Regions from separate parts of the Homo sapiens genome. Here regions 1 and 3 are each linked to region 2. A link is a contact called in ENCODE Hi-C or POLR2A ChIA-PET data. All regions are on one chromosome and are shown on one strand. The core of a region is the stretch at or near the end of the contact, and the rest is flanking DNA. Distances in the headings are between cores, read along the strand shown.

Region 1 (2,700 bases), core at 101-2,600, 210 kb before region 2:
CCCAGGCTGGAGTGCAATGGCATGAACTTGGCTCACCACAACCTCCACCTCCACGGTTCAAGCGATTCTCCTGCCTCAGCCTCCCGAGTATCTGGCATTACAGGCATGTGACACCACTCCCGGCTAGTTTTGTATTTTTAGTAGAGATGGGGTTTCTCCATGTTGGTCAGGCTGGTCTCAGAACCCCCTACCTCAGGTGATACACCCACCTCGGCCTGCCAAAGTGCTGGGATTGAGGCGTGAGCCAACGCGCCCAGCCCAAAGCTCAATTTCTTAAATTCGTGGGACTGGTAAGGAGGAGGATGGAGTTGGGGTGTGGGCAAATGGATGGGTACAAAGGAAGCAGAGCTGAAATTTGTTTTTAATTCTAGAGCAGTGGAAGGAAAAGATATTTCTTTCTTTTCTCACTGCTAGGGTGACCAGTAGAGTATGCTGGAAAGAAAAGGGGATGAATCAAATGCAATGAGGCATTACATTATAATTCAGATTTTTCTACCAGCAGGAGCTTATGTGTTCCAGAGTTCCAAGCCCCCAGCAGAGGGCAGGATGCCCTTTCCCATAGAAGCTGAAGGCATCTTTGAGTTATAATTAAAGTGATCATACCTGGGTTTGCCCAGGACAGTTGTTTTGGTACAATTAGTCACTGCAACCCCTTTCACTCACCTAAGTGTCATGCTTGTATGGTACATGGGCAGCCTAAGTGATAATGGAAATCAACCACAGTATAGAACATCTTTTCTATGGAGAAAAAAAAAATGCTCCAGTTTACATATGAACTTGGACACAAAGTGTATAATTAGAGATTGTCCATGTGTGCTAATATCTATCTGGGTCCAGTAACATTGCTTTCTAGCCCTCCCCCTCTTTATTTTGTTTTACTGTTCTGCCTCTGAAAGGATTCTGAAACATCCCTAGAGTTATTATGCCTTTCAATAAACAATATGCTATAATTCTTCAATTTTGACACTATTTTGGAAGTGTCACAGTGAAAACAAGAAACTGTATTAAAGAGTTACTGCTTCTTTCACTCGATAAATACTCAGTACCTACTGTTTGTTCGTATCGGTCTAGGCACTGGTGATTCAGCAGTGAACAGAACAAAGTCCCTGTTCTGAGTTTCCCATTCTAGTGACAGTAAAAACAAGCAACAACAAACTAGTATGTATTTATATATTGCCTGGTAGAGAGAAGTACTATGGAGAAAAATATATCAAGGTAAGAGAATACAGGATAAGAGGAGGTTGCTATTTTGCATCAGGAAATCAGTGAATGCTTCTCTAGTAAAGTTATGTTTTAGCAGAAATCTGGAGACAGTAAGGAAACAAATCACATAGCTATGTGGTGATACCAAGAGCGAAGGCCAGAATCTGCTTAGTGCATTTGAGGAGTAATTAGACAGTCTAAAGTTAAGAGAGTTAGTGACAGAACAGTGGGAAATAAGACCAGAGAAGGAGCTGGAAGCTAGATCACATGTGAACTTTGTAGCTTTTGTGACAAAGTAGACAGGGAAACTCTTAAAGGATGGGGGTCTGAACAGAATTATAATATGCGACTTACTTTTAAAGGCTCATTCTGGCCACTATAATTCAGAATAAACTGGGGATAGAAGAGTGGGAGGATAAGAGAAAGAAGACTAGCAGACTAGTTAGAAGACTGTTACAATTAGTAATTCATGTTACAGATTATGGTGACTTGGATGATAGGGATAGCAGGAGTGTTAAAAAGTGGTTAAACTCTGGATCTATTTTTAATAAAGTTTTTATTTTTAAATAACTGTAGATTTACAAGAAACTTTCAAAGATAGTACAGAATTCCCATATACCCCTTACGCAGATTTCTCCTATTGTAATTTTATAGTCCATTTCTCCCAACCAAGAAACCAACACTGGTATATTACTATTAACTAAACTCCAGATGTTATATGGACTTCACCAAATTTTCTCATCTACTTTTAAGATAAAGTCAAATAGGATTTACTAATAAATTGTGGTGGAGTATAAGAATGAAAGAAGTGAAGGCTATCTCTAGGGTTTCTCCTGAGCAAGTGAAAGAATGAAGTTCTTCCATTTCAGCCTTCTCCTAATTCATATCCACATTTTACCATAATTTTCTATAATGAAAGTAAAAATCTCTACTGCCAAAATTTCAGTTAAAATCTTAAAAAATGAACACATTGCAGAAAGCATTATTTTGAGTCAGTATCGATATACTGACTCATAAAAGTTTGAACATATCAAACTTTGCTTGTCAAAAAAAAGATTTTGAAGTTTACTTGTAAACATGAATAATCCACAGTCTGCTCAGACTGAAATTTACAGCAAGACTTATGCATTTAATGAATTTTAGAAGGGTAAGAAATTCCCCCAAAATAAAATGTTAATGAAAGCTTATCAATAAAAATGCAGAATAATCTGCATCAAAATGGAAGACTCAGTCACATCTGTAACAATTCACAATTGACAAAAGACCTGCTGACATGTCTTATTTCAAATATGTTTCTGAAGTTCAAATATCAGTATTTTTAGATTTCAACGTTAAACAATGAAAAATGCTTTCTCAATTCAGCTCCTTTCAAAGAGAAGATGAGTGATGAAAACGAGCATAAGCCATGACAGAGCATAATGGCAATCTTATGCCCTGGCCTTGCCAGGTAAATGGGCTGGAATTTTACAAGATAACTAAAACAAACAAACAAACAAA
Region 2 (2,700 bases), core at 131-2,630:
GAGTGCAATGGTGCGATCTGGGCTCACTGCAACCTCTGCCTCCCGGGTTCAAGCGATTCTCTTGCCTCAGCCTCCCGAGTAGCTGGGATTACAGGCACCCACCACTAGGCCCAGCTAATTTTTTTGTATTTTTAGTAGAGGCGGGGTTTCACCATGTTGGTCAGGCTGGTCTCGAACTCCTGACCTCAAGATCTCTGTTGTTTTAAGCCGCCAAGTTTGTGGTAATTTGTTACAATGGCAACCTTAGTTACAAGAATGTTCCATCTGTTAAATCCCTGATTGTACTGCACTAGAAGGGGGCTGAGAAGCTGAAAGATGTGGGTGAAGACCAACAAACATGGGATTTAGGGAAAGGGAAAAGAGGAATTGACAGACCTGTGGAGTCTGGAGGTTGGGGGAAGAAGTCAGGAGGTCAAAGTGATCATTACAGGTATACTCATCTGGGAACACCAGCTACAATGTGGGGATGATAGGTGACAGAAACAGACCAGCGGTCCAGCTTTTCTAGGCCAATTCTTGGATGGGGACATGAAGCCTGTGGAGAAAATGAGGTGGCCACAGGAAGGAGCATAGATGATGTTGAGGGATGCAGTCTGGCTTCATGGTTAAAAGCAAAGGCTTTGGGATTAGAAAGACATGGATCTAGCTTCCAATTCCACACCACCTACTAAGCGTGAAAGATTCGGACAAGTTTCATTCCTCTTAGAACCTCAATTATCTCATCTGTTAAATAGGATTATTAATATCCATACCTCAGATCAAGTCAAACAATTACTGTAAGCACATGGTGAGTGCTTAAAAATGTAGGTGTCATTATTACCACTATTGTCATCAGTATTATTAATATGAATATGACTGTAGCTATTACAGCATTAGTCTCCCTACCCTTAGGTACGGCCGCATTTCTATTATTTTTTTAGGAACAGTGTGGCAAGCAGAAGAGTGGCCAGAACGGTGCAGAGGTTTGAGCTGTGGCACCCGGCGTGACCTCTCATTCCCGGCCGGGTCCCGGTGACAGATCCGCCGCCTCCACTCTGCAACTCCTCGCCGCAGTGAGACGCTGCCCCGCTGCTGGCCGGCCCGAGCCCCCTCCCCAGCGCCGGCCTCACCTTTTCATAGTTCTGCATGAGGCGGCTGATACTCTCGCGCTCGACCTGCCATTCGGGTTTCTTCAGTTGCTTCCTCAACTGCTTCTTTTTGTTCTGCCTATGGCTGTGTTTTTTCTTCCAGCGATTGAAGCTCCGCACCGGGTCGGGTCGGGCTCCCGAACCCGGAGAGTTGGCCGTTTTGCCCATTGCGGCGGCGGCGGCGACAGCTCGGATCAACCCCAGACACGAGACACCTAAGGCCAGACTCACGGAACCAGCATGGGACAAACGCACAGAGGCGCATGCGCGAACTCAGAAGCCCGCCCCCGAGCTTTTGAAACCGGGGCACGCGCCAATGACGTCAGGAAAAGGAGGGCTGTGATTGGCGAATTGGCTCCTGCTGGGAGGGGCAGCCTGGGGAAACGGGGGCGCAGCACTCCACGGAAGGGGGCGAGCTGAGCCGAGCCGGGAGCACGCCGGCTCTTTAAAAAAAAACGCATGCGCACTGTTGTTGTTACTATGGTGACGTCATACACTGACCCTTTAAGGGCTATTAACACATTTGCTCCAGGTTCAACTTTGCTAAGCGTTCGTGAGTATGTGTGTAAACACATACAATCTGTGAATGAAAATTGTGACCCTCGTTTTGCACTTTTCGGGCCAACGAGCCAAAAGATTTGCCCAGAAGTAAACAGCTAGTTAGTGACTTCTGATTTCCATCCATGGTGGTTGTACTTCCTCAGGAATAAAAATGAATATTCTATATTCTTCTTATGCCCCTCTGGGTTTTCCTTTTCCTCTGGGCCCCTCAGACTCTAGCTGCAACAGCAAGGAAACTGGAACGGAATCAAATTGAATTTGCCTTAAAATGCTTTTATGGAGACAAAATGATAACTAAACGTAAGGAGGTAGGTAATAGAGGCCGGGCACGGTGGCTCACGCCTGTAATTCCAGCAATTTGGGAGGTCGAGGTGGGTGGATCACCTGAGGTCAGGAGGTCGAGACCAGCCTGGCCAATATGGTGATGCCCTGTCTCTGCTAAAAATACAAAAATTAGCCAGGCGTGGTGGTGCACACCTATAATCCTAGCTACTTGGGAGGCTGAGGCAGGAGAATCGCTTGAACCCCGGGGGCGGAGGTTATAGTGAGCCAAGATCGCCCCACTTCACCACAGCCTGGGTGAAAGAGTGAAACTCCGTCAAAAAAAAAAAAAAAAGGAGGTAATAGAAAAGTTATTGCAAGTTGGACATTTAAGTGAACTGGCTTTCAATGAATTGAATTTTTTGACACATTTACCTACAGCCTCCAGGAAAACACCGGATGTGGGTGGGAGAGCTTAGCTGTAGCAAAGGAGATTGGAAAATTGAGTTCAAAGTTCACAGGCAGAATTTTGGGCTCTCAAATTTCCTTTCCAACCCCACATATCCAGATCACTACTCTCAACTCTATGCCCATCCTCCAAACAAGACATGGCTTATTGGAAGGGAGTGAGGACAGGAGGTGAACAAGAGAATTTCCACACTCAGGAACACTAGATGTGGTAGACAGTAAAGCTCAATAAGGAGTGATTACATGAAAGTGTATATACATCCTCAAAAAATTAAAAATAGAA
Region 3 (2,700 bases), core at 22-2,521, 190 kb before region 2:
GAGATCAAGACCATCCTGGCTAATGCAGTGAAACTCTGTCTCTACTAAAAATACAAAAAATTAGCTGGGCGTGGTGGCACATGCGTGTAGTCCCAGCTACTCGGGAGGCTGAGGCAGGAGAATCGCTTGAACCTGGGAGGCGGAGGTTGCAGTGGGCCAAGATCGCGTCACTGCACTCCAGCCTCGGTGACAGAGCGAGACTCCATCTTAAAAAATAAATAAATAAATAAAAATCACACTTTCTTTTCAAAAGCAGCACAGTAGTGAGATATTGCTGAGGATCTATTTCCTCAAGTTTCAGCACTGTTGTTCCTTTTCCTTACATTTATACAAAATCATTCCAGCGACCAGGGATTCCTACTAGCACTTGTGACCCTCAAAGCAAAAGGAAATTTAGCTAGATAATGAGGTAAAGCTGTATTCCAGGATTATGTAACCTACCTGAACTCAAAAAGCAATGTGGTCTATTGATCATTGCTACAAGTATTTTTCTAGATCTTAGTTTAAAATCTGTAGGTCATAAGAATATACGACATCTTGTTAGCTAAAGTAAAAACAATTCTATTGTGCAATTCAAGTACTTCTCTGCTAAAGAAAGTTTTGATACCCAAAAGACCTATATTTCCCAAACCACTATTAGGTACCCAGCAAACCTTCGTAACAGTTTCAGCTTCGTATTTATCTTCCATTCCCAATTCTGCACATAATATAACTAGGCAGAACTTAGATCTATCTTTTAACAAAAAGTCATATCAGATTCCTGAGAGGTCCATTCCAACTTTAGTTTATCCTACTCACACTTTAAAGCAATTTTTCTTAGAAGTACTTTCAATATGCCAGAGAAGATTCATTTCTAAAATTGAAAATTCACATTATCATTAAGTTTTCTCTTTTCTGGGAAATAAAGATAATTCCATGAAACTTCATTCAAGCACTTTCCCCAAAATTAAAAAAAAAATACTGTGTCCTTTATATCCTTCCTTGTATAATAAAATGATGTTTGCTGCATGAAACACAAAACAAGGTAGAAAGACAGCTACGTGAGTCCTCCCTTTCTTACACTTTCAGTTTCTATGCAGTGATTGCTTAAAATAGCTATAAACAGCTATGACTACATTTCCTGGTAAATTAAGTCTGCAAGTACCACCTTCTTTGACCATTAAAATATCTTCTGGATAGCTTGTAGGTTCAGGGATCAAAGGGAAGCTCTACCTGGAATCTGACTAAAGTGATTCAGAAGGCAATATCCTAAGTAACACAATGATTAGGTTTACATAAGAGGATCAACGAGAAGACAAAGTTTACTCAAAAACTAAGTCACATCTGTCATTTAAAGCACATGCACTGAGAGAAACCTGATAATTTACATAATATTTCTCCTTACATATCACAGAAATTTGTGCCATCACCCCTTTACCAAGTGTTTCCAAATAATCTCTTCTGGGTCTGCTTCCAAAAGGTACCTCAAAAGCCATGAGAGCCTTCAACCCCTGTCACTTTCATTTGAAAGGAAGTTGGGTGCAAAAGGTTGGTTTGAGCTCATTCCTTGGGCTCTGTCAGTCAGCCTGAACCTGTCACTGCAGGCAGTCCTCAGTGTCTTGAGGAATGTTTGAGTCCTGGCTGCAGACCAGCCACTGATCCCTCTGGTAATATCACTCTTACAAAAGGGCTACCATCTCTGAGCACTCAGAAAAGGGCTGTGAAATGGAGGTAGCTAAACTATTCAGAGCAATAATAAAACACAGCCTCTGTCTATTTAAAGCTCCTGGCTGAGCTGCAAAGCCATGTCAGCTCTTCTTTCTGTTCTTAGTCCGATGCTTAGTGGTTACATAGAAATGAGACCTTCCCTTGACAAGAAAAATCTTCCTCCTTTTTTAGATGTCAGGAAACAAACACACAGGACAAACACAGAAGGGGAGTGGGAAATGGAAGGAAGAGTTTGGCATAAGGAGTTCACTTCAGAGATCAACCCCCAGTGAAAATGCCTGATTGTGACAACTTTATCATTTTTTCATTTCCCCAGCAGACACAGTATTAAAACCAAATATACACACCAATTTATGGGGGAATAAAAGAAGAGGTTTCCAGGAGGATAGCTCAAGGGTGATAGCAACTTCTTACAGCTTAAACCATTATGAAAAAAAAAAATCGAGCATACACCATCAATAAGTATAAAAAATAAACCATATTTAGTAATATATATACAAATATGCATGAATAAACACAAAGGAAATACAGTAACAGGGCTTTCTTTGGCTCTAGATTATATCTTTCATTTTACATTTATATATGCAGAAATGAGAGCTTCTTAGTGAAATAAAATGGGCTTATTTTATGCTGAACATGCAATATTCATAAATATCAAATGCTTTTATTAGATTTAAGATTTTCTTGTTAAATTTAAATCTTTCCCACTACAGCCTCTGAGATCTAGTGGTGGTTCTGCCATGGTGTTTCACGCCTGCACGTTAAAGCATATGCAGAAGCCTCCACCTTATTTAGCAGTCAGGCTGCACACACTGGAGCTCTCGTTTTTGGGCACCTTTGAAGACAGAGTGATATTTAATACTGCTTATATTTAATATAAGCAGTCTTTTCTGCTTATATTCAGTATTAAATAATTGCTTCCCACTTCAGAACTATAGCATGAGTTATCATCTCTGACTTGCTCTCTTAAGTGCTATGGCCAGCATGGAAAAA

Evidence for each region. A loop is a pair of places that touch in the nucleus more often than their neighbours do. ChIA-PET counts read pairs that join two places held with the same protein, here RNA polymerase II (POLR2A). Pooled maps may share reads with other maps.
Region 1: a pooled map shows a loop between it and region 2 (7-fold over the local background). The contact joins the enhancer-like site here to the promoter of DDX10 in region 2. A Hi-C loop is called at or near these places in 2 of 168 maps with a recorded cell type or tissue (HAP-1 and mammary epithelial cell) and 7 of 50 pooled maps.
Region 3: a map of naive thymus-derived CD4-positive, alpha-beta T cell shows a loop between it and region 2 (14-fold over the local background). The contact joins the enhancer-like site here to the promoter of DDX10 in region 2. A Hi-C loop is called at or near these places in 2 of 168 maps with a recorded cell type or tissue (HAP-1 and naive thymus-derived CD4-positive, alpha-beta T cell), 3 of 37 single-sample maps with no recorded cell type and 8 of 50 pooled maps. POLR2A ChIA-PET finds 5 or more read pairs at or near these places in 2 of 52 experiments (GM12878 and activated naive CD8-positive, alpha-beta T cell).

Annotation. Positions count from the first base shown.
Region 1 is chr11:108,869,206-108,871,905 of GRCh38, reverse strand. The region is part of intron 16 of DDX10 (DEAD-box helicase 10); the gene reads right to left. Among named protein-coding and RNA genes, the nearest start is that of DDX10, 210 kb to the right of the region's middle. Within about 2 kb of position 1,350, at least 2 of the 41 ENCODE cell types and tissues checked have a DNase peak (open chromatin) inside an H3K27ac peak, as active enhancers do.
Region 2 is chr11:108,663,749-108,666,448 of GRCh38, reverse strand. DDX10 (DEAD-box helicase 10) reads right to left here and starts at 1,380. Exons shown (of 18, transcript NM_004398.4): 1 at 1,110-1,380. The coding sequence starts at 1,295.
Region 3 is chr11:108,852,987-108,855,686 of GRCh38, reverse strand. The region is part of intron 16 of DDX10 (DEAD-box helicase 10); the gene reads right to left. Among named protein-coding and RNA genes, the nearest start is that of DDX10, 190 kb to the right of the region's middle. Within about 2 kb of position 1,271, at least 6 of the 41 ENCODE cell types and tissues checked have a DNase peak (open chromatin) inside an H3K27ac peak, as active enhancers do; they include GM12878, where a contact is called at or near this core.